Linked DNA regions of Homo sapiens: region 1 is linked to region 2. The links are chromatin contacts, found by Hi-C or POLR2A ChIA-PET in ENCODE. All regions are on one chromosome and are shown on one strand. Each heading gives the region's core, a stretch centred on a gene start or an enhancer-like site at or near the end of the contact. The rest is flanking DNA. Distances are from core to core; before and after follow the strand shown.

Region 1 (7,336 bases), core at 3,313-5,812, 48 kb after region 2:
GAAAAAGTCTTTTTGGGGAAAGCGTTGGCTTTCCCCAAATAAAACCATTGGAACACTTATTTTGGTACTTATTTTGGCAAGATTTTGTTGCCAGGAAGAAAAAAAGTCTAATTTTTTTAATGCATTCTTCACTGAGCATGCTGGTGAAGGATTTGAGTGATCTTCTCGCTGAATACTAGCGGCTTTCTCTTCCACCAAGCTTCTCTTTGCTCCTCTGGAGGAATAAAGGAGTAACAAAGTTAGAATGGGAAGGAGGGGAAATGGAGCTGGTCTTTCACTTCAAGTGTGATTGGTTTTCTCCTGAGGTATGTGAAACCAAACACAATCCACCACCGGAAGGAGTATTGCCCTTCCAAAAATCAACCCACTTAATCTGTACGAGAAAAGTGTGTTCTTCATATTAACATGAAGGAGCTATTTTTTTGCAAAATAACCACACTGTCCTTGCCATTCCCGTGCTAAGGGCTCCTATGCTCCTTCCTGCTCCAGTGACTTCCAGAGCTTCCTCATTTTACACAACAGTGAATAGTGGCAGTCAATCTGGCTTCTCTCCACTGCACGGGGCTTTTCTCATGACCACATTGAGGATTAGGTTGAGGCAGATGGTGGGATTGGGGCGGGAGTGTGCAGAAAGAAGTTTCAGTTCACTCTGCCACAAATGTATTATTTCCTCACGTAGACCGAATCCCAGCACACCACACATTAGCTGTGTGACCTCAGGCAAACTCCTTAACTACTCTGAGCCTCAGTTTCTCCATCAATAAAATAAATGTAATACTGTTGGTCCCAGTAAGGCCAACATTATTTATAACCCTTTGAACAGGGTTGTTGGAAGGGTTGTAAGTAATCTGCCGATCACTCCTTCCCTGGGATCTGGAGCTCATTTAGTGACAGATACTATCATTATTGTTGTTATTCTTACTTTGATGTATGCACCATACAAATGCATATATTTACATTACAAATCAACCTGGTTAATGAATACAAAGCTGCAATCGTACTTTCTTTTTAATTAACTTGCTGTGCCAGAGAGGTAATAAAAGGAATGAAATCAGCATTTTTTTCTCAATGTGCCTATCATCAATTAAGCATCTTGGTAAGTGCCTCTTTCCAAGGCTACAAATATTCCTGTTCCAACGCTTGTGGGTGAGCAGGGCCAGATGGAGAGGGTAGTGTGTCACTTCTCTGCTGTTCTGCCCTTATGCCCTTTGCAGAGAGGAGCCTGCTCAGGGCGTTTGCTTGTGAGTTGTGTGATTATGACTCCAACCTTGCAGAACCTTGACAGGGAGCAGAGTCCTGGGTTTTCATCAGGTGCTGCCAGTGGGTCTTTTCCATCTGACATATTAATTCCTGCCTCTTCCTGTAAAGATAATTCACGCTTCTTGGCGGCATTGTGCAGTGCACAATGCCGGGTGCCAGGAATCTCCTGCAAACTTCAGCAGGGCTGCATTGTAATGTGCCACTAGATTAATCCAGCCATCTAAAATGCATTTTTAAAAAGCCAAAGGTCCTTCCCATGAATAACCTGGTGAGTATTTGAGCTTCATTATAATTTCCCTCTAATGGAGTTTGGGGAAATGAAATGGGAGTTATTAGCCAGATTTATAAGGCTGTCTACTGAGAAAATAGGAATGAAGAGAGGCTGACTTAGCAGACAAGGTGCATTGGTTATCTACCTAGCCAAGGAGAAAGAGCTGGCCCACAGTTTGCAAAGATGGAAAATATCCTTACCCAGCAAACACTTGTCCTGTGCTTCCAACAGAAGGCTGGCTGTGCTTTCATAATCTGAGGAAGCATTGCACATACATCCTCCAGCGGCCCCCTTTCTATGCCTGAGTCTGAGATCCAACACTCCACGCTCAGAGCACATCATGTCAGTGATTCAAATGGACCATGCATGAAAACTCTCCCACTGGTCTTTGGAGGGTGGAAAACCACTTCATTCAAGTGCAGACGCAGGTATTGTATTGGAAATGGCTAGCCAAGGTTCCTGAAGGAGGAGGAAGCTCTTGCCCTCCAAATGAAGCCAAGAAAGACCCTGTTGCCTGGAAGAGACAGACCTGGCGAAGCAAGAGCCTGGGGGCTCTGCGCAGCCAGAGGACATCCTGCAGCCACCGGGTACCCTGCAAAGGCGAGGGGGGGCTCGCCTTGAGGGGAGGCTGGTGGGCAGGAACTGCCGGGCCCGCAGTCGAGCTGTTTTCCACTTGTCTAGGGTATATCACCTGCTTCTGCACTGCACTTAGATGAGCAACTATGACACTGATGTTCTTGTTAAGGAACTGCATTGTTTTGCTAGGGCTTCCATAACAAAGTACCACAGACTGGGTGGCTTACCCAATGAAAGTCTGTTTTCCCACCGTTCTGGAAGCTGAAAGTCCAAGATCAACCTGTGGGCAGGTTGGGTTTCTCCTGGGGCCTGTCTCCTTGGCTGGGAGGCAGCCGCCTTCTTGCTGTGTCCTCACATGGCCTTTCCCCTGTGCAAGCGCATCCCTGATGTCTCTGCATCTTCTTGTTATGACACAGCAGTATTGGGTTAGGGCCCACTCCAATGACCTCATTTTAACTTAATTACCATTGTAAGGATGCTGTCTCCAAAACAGTCACATTCTGAGGTGCTGAGGGTTGAACTTCAACAGATGTATTTGTAGGGACCAAATTCAGCCCATAGCAGGGACTTTTAGATGTTTTATTTATTTATTTTTATTTTGTTTTATTTTTATTTTTGGAGATGGAGTTTCACTCTTGTTGCCCAGGCTGGAGTGCAGTGGCACGATCTCAGCTCACTGCAACCTCTGCCTCCTGGGTTCAAGTGATTCTCCTACCTCAGCCTCCTGAGTAGCTGGGATTACAGGCACCAGCCACCGTGCCTGGCTAAATTTTTGCATTTTTAGTAGACGAGGTTTCATCATGTTGGCCAGCCTGGTCTCAAACTCCTGACCTCAGGTAATGCATCCACCTTGGCCTCCCAAAGTGTTGGTATTACAGGCATGAGCCACTGTGCCCGCCCAGACTTTTTATGATCACAATGTTCATATAAAGCCATAACTGTCACTGAGTACTGGGTATTTACTGGACTTCACCTGCATCTTCAAAACTGACACGTGAGGCAGGTAGCATTATTGTTCACACTTTAGAGATGAAGAAACTGAGGCACACTGCCATTAAGCACCTCATCTGGTTAGTGGCAGAGTTGCACCCATACAGCAGGTTGCCCAAGCCTGCGCTTCCGATCACCACATTATTCTGTCTCTTCTCCTGTGTTTGTGACAGAAAAATGTGCACACTCTAGAAGAGAAGAAAGAAAAGAAAAGCCACCCACAACTTCACCCATCTGGGCTTTGCATGTAGATGTGTATTGTGTGACATACTCTGTTTTCCTGTCCTCGTTCCTCCTTCACACCGGCTAACGTCTTTGACACAGCATTGTTGGTGGCAAGGCCAAAGGAGAGCTGTAGGGACTTAAAAACTGTGTCTGCGGCCTGGCACGGTGGCTCACACCTGTAATCCCAGCACTTTGGGAGGCTGAGGCAGGAGGATCACTTGAGGTCAGGAGTTCGAGACCAGCCTGGCCAACATGGTGAAACCCCATCTTCTACCAAAAATACAAAAATTAGCCGAGTGTGGTGTTGTGCACCTGTAATCCCAGCTACTTGGGAGCCTGAGGCAGGAGAATTGCTTGAACCTGGGGGGCGGAGGTTGCAGTGAGCAGAGATCAGGCCACTGCACTCCACCCTGGGCAGCAGGGTGAGACTCTGTCAAAAAAACAAAAACGAAACAAAAAACAAAAACAAAAAACTGTGTCTGCAAAAAATAAAAGAGCATGGGACAGTGTTAAGGATACAGGGTTGGGTGTAAGCAGCAGGTTCCTTAGCAATGTGTGCAGTATGAGCCCAATTTAAAACAAAACAAAACAAAACAAAAATTATCACCGGAATTCTAGGTAGATCTCTGGCTACTGAGCCTATGGGTGATATTCATTTTCCTCCTATATCACCTATATGTGTTTCCCATATTTTTCAAATGTGCTATAATGAGCATGTAGACACAATGACCTCTGAAAGCAGAAATAAAAAACAATAAATGTCCTAAGAGAAAAATTAAACTGTGCTGGCTCACAGCACGGCAGGTCCGATTCACTGATGCAGTCTCCATTCTGGAAGATTTCTGTGTTTGTGCCCAGAAGGGAAAACAAAGGCAGCAGACGGAGTCTGTGAGGAAATCTACTGGAAACAACATCCTGAGTGAGGAAAGCAACAAAAGAGCCACCTCCCTAAAAGCAGCCCAAAGTGGCAATTCAAATAGTAAAAATGACGCAGGGATTTGGAAACAAAATCCCAGCTTGCAGTCAGAGCTTCCTGAGCCAGTGAAAACAGCAAGTGCGGAAGAGGAAGCCCAGGCTGCCCCATGTCCCCAGGGTCCACGGCTGCCACCTTTGCCAGGACCCCTGGGGGCTCAGAGAGAGCTCCATTCTTCTCCTCCCAGGTGGAGGGTCAGCCCTGTGCCCCAGGTGCCCAGCAGTCTAGGGGGCATGCCAAGTTTTCCCTGTGGGGAGCAAGGCTGCCCTTGGACAGGAACCCAGAAATGGCCTGAGCCGGGCCGGGCATGTGTTTCACCTCAGGCCACCTGCTTCCTGCTGGGCTGCGCAGCCGGGAGCCAGCGAGGCGGACACAATGGGCAAGACCCACGTCACTTTCTTAGGGAAAGAAAATTACTCTTTGTGGACCGAGAGATCAAGACAGGATATCTATAAGTGTTTAAAGAAAAGCCCAGTCTGCAGTCCCCTCCCTCCCCAAGCACTTCCGAAATGTCCCTCAACACACCCGGCTCTTTAAATATCCAAACCCAGAATAAATGTGCACACAGCATTTCCCCCAGCAACGGGGTCCACGCGGCTGCCAGCTGAGTCACAGATGTTAGAGCTGGGCCGGGCCTCTGAGATCACCAAGTTCAGGCTAAGAGCAGAATGACCAGCTCTCGGTGCTTCTTCCCTGTGCAGACACTTGCTGGCTGTGTCACTGCTGGGCACCTCTCCTCTCTCAGTGGCTCCCTGGGCTGTGCTGGTGCCACTCAGGTCTCCCTGTGCCCTTAATAACCACTGAGCCACCCAGCCTAGGCTGCTAGGGCCATGCTTTTAAATGAGATGCTGAGTCTAGAGAGGAAAAAGGACTCGCTGCATTGCACAACTTGTTCCTGGCGTAACTGGAGCTAAAACCTGGCGTGACTCGTCTCCTCCAGCTCTTTCCTGGACTCTTATGGACGTCTTGCGTCTGACGATTGTTTTGTGGGGCCATCCTGTGATGGTGCGGGTGATTGCTATAGATTACAAGCTGTTGAATGTACTTTCTTTGAGATCCCTCCAGATAGGTTTAGACAGGCATTTTCTTAAGTTTTGGATTTTTATCAACTTGGACTATATCTATGGTTTGGTTTTGTTTTTCATAAAAATTCTTTTTGGCCTCTGGTAAAGATAAATTCCACCAGACCTCAAAATGTGAAACAGACACAAGCAGACCTGATCTGGTTGGAGCAGGAGCAAAATCCCAAAGCTCCCTCTCCTACAGCCTCCCTCTGCTGCACAACCCCCATGTCCTGGGACTCATAGCTCTGAGCAATCATTTGCAAAACACTGGGCCGTCAGTATCTGATGGACTTGCTCGTATCTGAGAATCTGTGATTCGTGATTATGTGACTGTAGATAATGAAGAAAACATCCCCAGGTTCCTACCCTATCCTCCACCTAACTTGGCAGCATAGAGTAACAAATAAGGATGAGGAGAGATCTGACAGGTGTGCTAAATTTAAATGCACCCAGGGGTCATCAGTGAAATGTACACGCCCAAGCCCAAAATAAATCATTCATTCTTTCATTCCTCCAACAAAAATCGACTGCTAGGCACAGCAGATTATATGCAGGAAAGTAATTCACAGCCTTTATTCTTAAGGAGGTTTGGGTTTTATGTAAGAAAGTCTGACATCTAAATACAAAGAAAATTATAAACACTTCCAATATAATGTCTTTCAGATTTTCATGATCAAGAGCCGCCCTTTCCAGCAAGAATCACCATCAATGGCTTCATGGAAGAAGTGGCATTTGAAGAATAGTGTGATTTTGACAGGTGGAGCTGGGAGAGGAGGGCACTTCAGAATGAGGAAGCAGCATATTCAAAGGCCTGGGGGCCATTTGGTCATACAGGCTGAACCATATTCACCTCTAGGAAGCACATTCAGGTAATAGTGAAGGGAAGGGCAGCCATGGAATCAGCCACGTGGCAGCCCTGCTGGAAAGCACAGGTGTGTTCAAGAAATCCTGAGCTTGGGCACACCATGGGAGGGATCTGAATGGGGAAGCAGAGAGATCAGGCAGGGACCAGGGCGTGGAGGGCCTGGAAAGCCAGACAAAGGCTGCACACAGTGGGAAGTTGCTAAGCATTTTTGAGCAGGTAAGTGGCAACAGGGTCAAGCTTTCGGAAGCTAGGCCTAGCCATGGTATGAGGGTGAAATGGGAGGAAAGGGATGGAAGGCCAGGATGTGGTTGAAATTACCGCTGCAATAAAGGGGACAGGGAAAGGGCCAACTGTCGGTGGGGCAGGTGGTGTGGCTGGAAAAGAAGGGATAGGTGCAAGAGAATTTTTTAAAGTCCCGGGAAAATCAGCCAGGCTTGACAAATAACTGACTTTGGAGGTCAGAGGAGTGGAACAGTCAGAGGGACCAGCCGGCCTGTTCTGGGAACCTGGGGAAGGAGTGGGGGTCTTTTGCACTTTTACGGGAGACCACAGGTGTTTCTGCAACTGGATAGGCAAACGAGAAGTTCGATTTTAGGCCTGGGATGTCTGAGATGTTGGAGAGAGAGCCAGTTCAAAGTACCAGCTCTACCCCAAGCAAGGCTTTCTTTATGTCACCACACACATGTGCACAAAAACTCCTCTTAGTGTTGATAGTGAAACAGCCTGACTTGGAAGGAGGGTTATCGATTCCAATAGGCCCCATACTGCATTTTCTCCATCTGATTTCTCTCGCCTTCTTCTCTCCTTCCCAGGGAACATGGGGCTCAATGTGAGAGAAAGTCAAAAATGCAACTTCCTTATGGCAAATATGGGCAACAATTAGAAGAGCAAGGAAGGGGAATTCCCCCCGGCCCCATATTTTCCAGCTGAGCTGTGCTTGTCAGGGTAAACAGCGACAAAAATAATCACAGTTGCTTGCCACTTGGAATACTATTATCTGAACAGTTGGTGGATATGAACTGTTTTTAAAACGGGCTATCAAAACAAACCCAGGGAGAACATCTGTGGGGCCACGGGCCTGCGAGCCAGCTAAGGAAGGAAGCCATAACCCG
Region 2 (7,221 bases), core at 4,530-7,029:
AAAAAAAAAAAAAAAATTCAGGTGCAAGTGATTGGGTCCAAACAACCAGTCATTATGCTTAAGGAGAGAATCTTTATTTGGCTGGTAGTACAGGAAACACCAGCAAGGGAATGGGAAGTGAGACAGGGAAGGGCAGCAGGAGGTGCTAAATGTGGGTTCATAGCAATTTACCACTGTCAGCAACTTGGGCTCCACCTTGTCGGGAATCTCTGGGAGATGACATGGAACATGCCTTGAAGGTGAGGAGGCTAGGGCATCGATCCTCCAACCCCCACTAGCTCCTGGGGCGTGTCAGTGACAGCATCTGCTATAGACTGCATGTGCATACTTATTTATTTATTTAGAGACAGTCTCATTCTGTTGCCAGGCTGGAGTGCAGTGGTGCCATCACAGCTACTGCATTTAATTGAGCTGAGGCATATCTTCATCTGTGCAGAGACACATCAGTAAGCCAATACGAGGCAGGCACTGGGGTAAACGACATCAGCTGAAGGTGGCTAGTGGTCAGGTAGCAGAGTGCATAATGGAAAAGGGAATGTGGACAGGACAGGTGGACAGTGATTGGGAAGCAAGACTGAGAACATGGAGCAATGTCTTAGGCAAAGAGGAGTGACCGTGGTGACCGTGAACATTTAGGTACTTTGTGGGTGAAGAAGAATGTCAGAGAATGCCCAGAGGAAAGGAGGGGAACATCAAACAGGCATTATTCATATCCTAGCATGGCCAAGGACCAGCCTTGGCGGGCAGGGGGTGATTAAGCTGGTAAAGGAGCTTTCATGAGCTGGCTCCTCACTTACTCACATGGGCTAAGCATGTGACTTGAAGAGGTCCTATTAGAAAAGCAACCTGTTTCCACACAACAAAAGCCAGTAGTTGTCCCACACAACATCAAAACAACTGTTCCTTTCAGGCAATTCTCTGAAAGATCAATTGGTTCAGTAGGAAAATAAACAAATACACAAAAACAATAGCTAACCTCTCTAGGCAATATACCAAACAGCGAGTGATTATGCCTAAGGAGAGAATCTTCCCCATTTCAGTCAGCTATTTTGATGTGGGCTGACTCAGTCAGTGCTGGCTAGAGTTAACTCAGGGCTACCTCCCAGCCCAGGGATCTGCTGCAAGAGACATGGCTTCAGCTTGGAACAAGCTAACTGGTCAGCAGTTACCATGAATGAGGCACCAAAGAGAACTCAGGGCCAAGGCTAAGGAGCCCTGGGTCACCCTCTTTAACAGTTAACAGTTAAAGAGGGTGACCCAGGGCCCCAGGACTCCCTAACCTTGGTCCTGTGCCTTTATTTTTCTTTTGAGACAGAGTCTTGCTTTATTGCCCAGGCTGGAGTGCAGCAGCTTCATCACAGCTCACTGCAGCCTCAACCTCCCAGGCTCAAGTCATCCTCCCACCTCAGTATCCCAAGTAGCTGGAACTATAGGCATGCTCTACCATGCCAGACTAATTTTTTTTATATAGAGAGAAAGGGTCTCACTGTATTGCCCAGGCTGGTCTCTAACTCCTGGGCTCAAGCAACCTTCTGGCCTTGGCCTCCCAAAGTGTTGAGATTACAGGTTTAAGCCACCGCACCCGGCCTGTCAGCCCTGTCTTTGATCTGGAACATGACTCTGGAACATGCTTCTCCAGGGAGACATGCCTAATGCTTGAATCATATCCACAAAGGTACTGGCGGGATGAGCCACATAATTTGTGAGGCCCCGTGCAAAACTAAAATGTGGAGAACCCTTGTTGAAAAAGTATTAAGAATTTCAAGGTGATGACAACAGAGTATTAAACCAAAGAGGGGGCTGCTGCACAGGTCGCATGCCCGTTAAGCCAGCCTGAGGACTGAGCAACCAGGCAGGGTGCAGTGAGCACTGGACTGGGAGTCAGCAGCTGCAGGTTTGGTCCTTACCTTGCCACGTGCTTGCTGTACTACTAGGGGAAGTCACTGGGTTTCTCTGGGTCAAGGTCCCCCATCTGAAAAAAACCTAAGACAAAGGTGTGAGGGAAATGTTAGGCTTCAAATCTAGTTTGCTATTCAAAAATTGATCTTTTAGGAATCAATATTTCAATATTTCCGTACCGAAACCCTGAGAAAGCTTTGTTTCAACCAACATCAGTGGCATTCCTGCCAGCCACTGTGCCAGATTCTGGGAACGATGATTAGGAACATTCACTTCCTTACAGGGCCCATGCTTTCCAAATCCCCATACCAAGAGTGGGGTACAACACTGACAGGCAGAGCAGTTCCACGAAAGGCGCCTTTCCTAGGGATCACCCTGCAGAATGATCCCAACCTTGAAGGCTGCGTCTCCTGGAATTGCCTTTGGCAAGAAGTTTAAACCACTAAGAAAGTCAATGCCATTATATGAGTCACCCTTGTCTTTGCACCTCTTACTATATTACCAAGCTTGATTATCCATCTTGTTTGATAGTTTTAACTCAGAACGACTTTAGACCATTTCAGAAATCTAAACCCACTTTCAGAGAATTCTTAAAAACATAAAATTGGTTTAGAGTTTCACATTTTGCAGAGTACATTTTACAAGTGCTTTCTTTCTTCTTCAGGAAACAGAAGTGTTATTTCTAATCCCCATTTTATGTATGTAATTTTTGTCTCTAGTGAAAATAGCCAAAGAAATACACATTTAGCTTTGAAATCAATTACTTAAAAATGCCAAGAAGTTTTTGAGAAATGGCAGCATCATAGGGATATGTCTATAGTGTCTTAATGTGACAACTTCAAAGGGGACCCACTCACATAAGTACATAAATGCGTGAGTTCTCTCTGACTAAAATAGTTACATAATTTTAGTCACACTCAATGATCTGCTAGGTGTGGGCACATATAAAATGCATCTGAGGCCAGGCGCAGTGGCTCACACCTATAATCCCAGCAGTTTGAGAGGTCGAGGCAGGCGGATCACCTGAGGTTGGGAGTTCAAGACCAGCCTGACCAACATGGGGAAACCCCGTCTCTACTAAAAATACAAAATTAGCTGGGTGTGGCAGCGCACGCCTGTAATCCCAGCTACTCGGGAGGCTGAGGCAGGAGGATTGCTTGAACCCGGGAGGGGGAAGTCATCGTGAGCTGAGATTGTGCCACTGCACTCTAGCCTGGGCAGCAAGAGCAAAACTCCATCTCAAAAAAAAAAATGCATTTGAATAGTTGTTTGGGAATAGTAGGATTCTTCCTTCAAGTGAAATCTCATGCAAAAGTCTAGTATATTACATAAAACTTGGGTTGATTGAATTAAAACAAGAGAGGGTAAACTTGTTCATCTGCCCCCTCTCTGTCTCTTCCTCTTCTCTGTTTGCCCTGGTCCTGGGAATGCTAGGATCCCTTGCAGCACAGCTGGAGGATCTTTAGAGAATTTGAGAAACCTGTGCAAAAATTAGCTCTAAAACATTATGTTTGACTAGGAATAATGGCTTTTTGACTCAAGGAGAAATAAAGGTAGCTAATCAACTCAGAGAAGCAATAATTAGTTAATGGAAAAATGCAACCGATTAAATTAAGATTAATGGCATTTTGAAAATTAATCATATTTACATTCCTGGAGCACAAGTATAGCTTAAATTTGTTTTAAAATATGCACAAATCTTCCCAACCCACACTTACAGCTGTTCTCCTGAACAGAGTTTACATTAAAAACAGTGGCCCACAGCTCATTGTGGTTTGTGAGGAGAAAAGCAATATCCTGTTTTCCACCTGATTCCTCCAGGGCGGAGTGGGTGGGGCAGGCAGCCGAGGCAGCCCGAAGCCCCAGATGCAGTGCAGGCCCGGCAAATACTAGTGGTTTCTAGTGGTTCCTTTGGGTGGCATCTTTTTTCTGTGGGTTGCTGGGGGAAGGTAAAGAGTGGAGAAACTCCAGTTCACCCAGAGCCTCAGAGCCCTCGCTGCTGCCTCCCAACCAGGCATTGGAGCCCCTGGAGAGATGCATTCTTTAATTGACATTTGTGCAAACAGTGGCATTCTTGGGATGGGAGTAGAAATCAAGACCCAAGAAACCTTAAGAGACATAGACATCTATTGGAAATTATGGCATTCACTTGCAAGAGTGTCCCTGTTGGGGTTGGGCTTGGGAGTAGGGGAGGGATAGTACAGTTCTTGGAACTTGGCCCAGGAGCAAAAATGTGGGCTTGCAGATTTGCCTGCTAATGGAGTCCCCTTGGCCTTGATGGTCTCAAATGATGAAATAATGCGAAGAAGAATAACACTGTATTGAGTACTTACCTGTGATAAGTTTTTATATCCTTGTTTAATTTCTGCAAGACCCTTCACAAGGGCCGGGGACTTCGGATTTCATTTCATGTTTAGCCAAGCACCCTGAGCTCTGGAAAGACGGAGCAGCGTAAGTTGCAAGGCCATTGAGTGCAGGTTTTTCTCCTGACCTTTGCACCATTCCTGCCACACTGTATGGGCAGACTCAGATGTTTTGTCTATTTCATTAGGGAAGGTGGAGGGTGGCTGGGTAGGAATACACTCTTCGTACCGCCTCCAAGCCCTAAGACCCTTTTCCGCAGACCCAGCGAGGCCAGTGCTGGGAAAAAGGAGGAGGAGGAGACCACCAATACATTCTGGCTCCCAAACCTTCTCACTCAGGCCCCCAGGAGAAGCCAGTGGGGGTGGCCGGGCATGCTGGCCTGGCGGGGGCCCTGTGGCCCTCAGGTCACCTCTCTCTGGCCATTTTTACCTCTTGGCTCTTCCCAGAAAGCACCGTGGAGCAAAAAAGCCACGGAATTTCCTATGAACACATGGGTTTTACTACTTGCTTCCTGCTTCAGGGATTTGGGATACATTTCTATGGTTCTCGTAAATGCTAAAGATAAGGCATGGAATGCAGCACTTACCCCCTCCCTCCCTTCCTCCAATTTTCAGTCCTCTTAATACAGGAACGGGCGAGACCCCACCCATTCGAATGTACTACCATAAAAATCTGAAAAAAATTCAGACCATCTTGCCAATACCTTCAGAAATTTAGACTTTCCACAGGGAGTGGAAAATGTTCTGTGTTCTACTTTTAGGTGAAAGAAAAATAAAAGGAGGTGGGAAAAATAGTTAAACAAAACATTTATTTCTGTTCAAAGAATTTTTGAAAATTAACAGCAGCTTTCAGGCTTTGGGTCAAAGTAATATTGGGAGTTTATCCTTTGAATCTCTCCTGTTCTCCAAGCCTAGCAGTTATAAATAAATTTTTTCTTTACATAAAAAAGACAGAGCCAGCTGGGCACGGTGGCTTGTGCCTGTAATCCCAGCACTTTGGGAGGCCAAGGTGGGTGGATCACCTGAGGTCAGGAGTTTGAGACCAGCCTGGCCAAGATGGCGAAACCCCGCCTCTAGTAATAACACAAAAAATTAGCTGGGCTTGGTGGCGGGCGCCTGTAATTCCAGCTACTTGGTCGGCTGAGGCAGGAGAATTGCTTGAACCCAGCAGGCAGAGGTTGCAGTGAGCCAAGATCGCTCCATTGCACTCCAGCCTGGGTGACAGAGTGAGACTCTGTCTCGAAAGAAAAAAAGAAAAAGAAAGTGCAATGTATCAAGGAAGGAAAGCCCAGCAACACCGCTTAGGAGAACAGTATTTTAAATAATAAAAAAGCATCTTGGTATCTTGCATGTCACCTTCCCTTGTTATCAAAGCAATATATTCTCTGGATATTCTGTTCATGAACATATTGTGTAGACAACTCCTGTTGGTAGAGGCTTTTCTTGGGAACTGCCAGTGAATGCTTCTCCTTCCCCTTGGGAGGCTGCCATTCCACGTGGCTCTGGTGAGTCAGAATCCGGCGGTCACGCTGATATTCCATTTGCTCCCTTGACAGGAGAAAAATGTTTCAGAATGACTTAATCCTTTTACTCTCTAGGGTCTTCCTTCTAAGTGCTCCCTCTTAATTCAATAAAAACTTATCTGTGTTAATACATGTCTGTGTCTGCTGCAGCCTCGCTCGGAGTGTGTTCTGCCTGGTGTTCACCCATCGTCTGATAAACGAAATGCCCATGTCTGCTCTTCCTGCTGTTTAGTGGATGTGATGCTGTGGCTGATTGTGGGGAAGGGTTCATTTCCAGTAGTTGATACCTAATCCCCACAGGAAAATAGGAACCCTGATTGAATAAAACACAGCAGAATTAGATTTCTCAACAAAAATAGAACCAGAAACACCTGTGCACAATTGCCTAGGGTGGAATAAGTGACCTTCAGGAGAATAGGGTTAAGGTGAAGAATTCTGAATGCCCAAGGTGGCCTTTGGGTCAGAACTGGAGGAATAGCCTTAATACAAGGAGATAACCTTACAATATTTTTCCTCTTTATTTATTTATCTGCAACTTTTCTAAAATTATGAAATATTTCAAACACTCAAAATAATCGATGTTAACATTTTGCCAGATGTCCATCGGGTTGACAAATCTAAGAAATAAAATGTAATAGATGCAACTAAAACCCTGCCCCCAAACATCCCCCATTCTCTTTCCCCAGAAATCACTGCTTTCTTGAAGCCAACATGCATGTTTTTACTACATATTTATTATCTTTCCATAATCTATGTGCTGTGATGTGCTTTAACACTGACATGAATGGAATCCATATCCTTTTACATCTTGCTTTTTTTACTCCGTATCATGTTTTTGAGATTCCATTTATTTATTTTTGCCACAAATAGTTATAGGGTGCCTATGATGGGCTAGCAGTGTTTTAGGTACAGGGGAAGTGGCATTGAGGAAAAAAAAAAGACAGAGACAAAACCCCTCATGAGACAGACAATAAAAAAGATAAGTAAAATATATGCTATGGTACAAATGAAATATAGTATGGATGAAAAACATACTATAGCAGTGGTAAATGCTAAGGAGATCATTTAAGGAAGAAAAGAGCATAGGGAGTGTGTGCATGTAAGCGGAGCGTGCGGTTGGCATTGGAGACAGACCACGTTGCTTCAGGTTATCCGATGCATGGTATGATCTCTGGGGAGGTGACGACTATGGCACAGAGGGCTGGCTGCAATGTATTAGGTTGGTGCAAAAGTAATTGTGGTTCTTACCATTACTTTTAATGGCAAAAACCGCCATTACTTTTGCTCCAAACAAAAGTGTCCTTGCTCACTGCTCCGTTGGGAATGACCGAATCATACCATATGCACATCTTCAGTCACTTTCACACCACCTCCCTACACCATTGTACCAATATATACTCCCACCAGGAGTGTATTGGAATTCCTATTTCCCTGTG

What was found. Hi-C counts contacts between places; a loop is a spot of excess contacts on that map. ChIA-PET counts read pairs that join two places held with the same protein, here RNA polymerase II (POLR2A). Pooled maps may share reads with other maps.
Region 1: a map of endothelial cell of umbilical vein shows a loop between it and region 2 (5-fold over the local background). The contact joins two enhancer-like sites. A Hi-C loop is called at or near these places in 4 of 168 maps with a recorded cell type or tissue (aorta, cardiac septum, endothelial cell of umbilical vein and 1 more) and 6 of 50 pooled maps. POLR2A ChIA-PET finds 5 or more read pairs at or near these places in 3 of 52 experiments (Panc1, activated T-cell and activated naive CD4-positive, alpha-beta T cell).

What each region holds. Positions count from the first base shown.
Region 1 is chr10:31,693,134-31,700,469 of GRCh38, forward strand. It overlaps MACORIS (macrophage enriched lincRNA repressor of IFN-gamma signaling), which reads right to left. Exons shown (of 2, transcript NR_184023.1): 2 at 1-214. Among named protein-coding and RNA genes, the nearest start is that of MACORIS, 11 kb to the right of the region's middle. RefSeq lists enhancers at 1,514-2,075, 2,076-2,637. Within about 2 kb of position 4,563, at least 28 of the 41 ENCODE cell types and tissues checked have a DNase peak (open chromatin) inside an H3K27ac peak, as active enhancers do; they include endothelial cell of umbilical vein and heart left ventricle, where a contact is called at or near this core.
Region 2 is chr10:31,644,358-31,651,578 of GRCh38, forward strand. No RefSeq gene overlaps it. Among named protein-coding and RNA genes, the nearest start is that of MACORIS, 59 kb to the right of the region's middle. Within about 2 kb of position 5,780, at least 16 of the 41 ENCODE cell types and tissues checked have a DNase peak (open chromatin) inside an H3K27ac peak, as active enhancers do; they include endothelial cell of umbilical vein and heart left ventricle, where a contact is called at or near this core.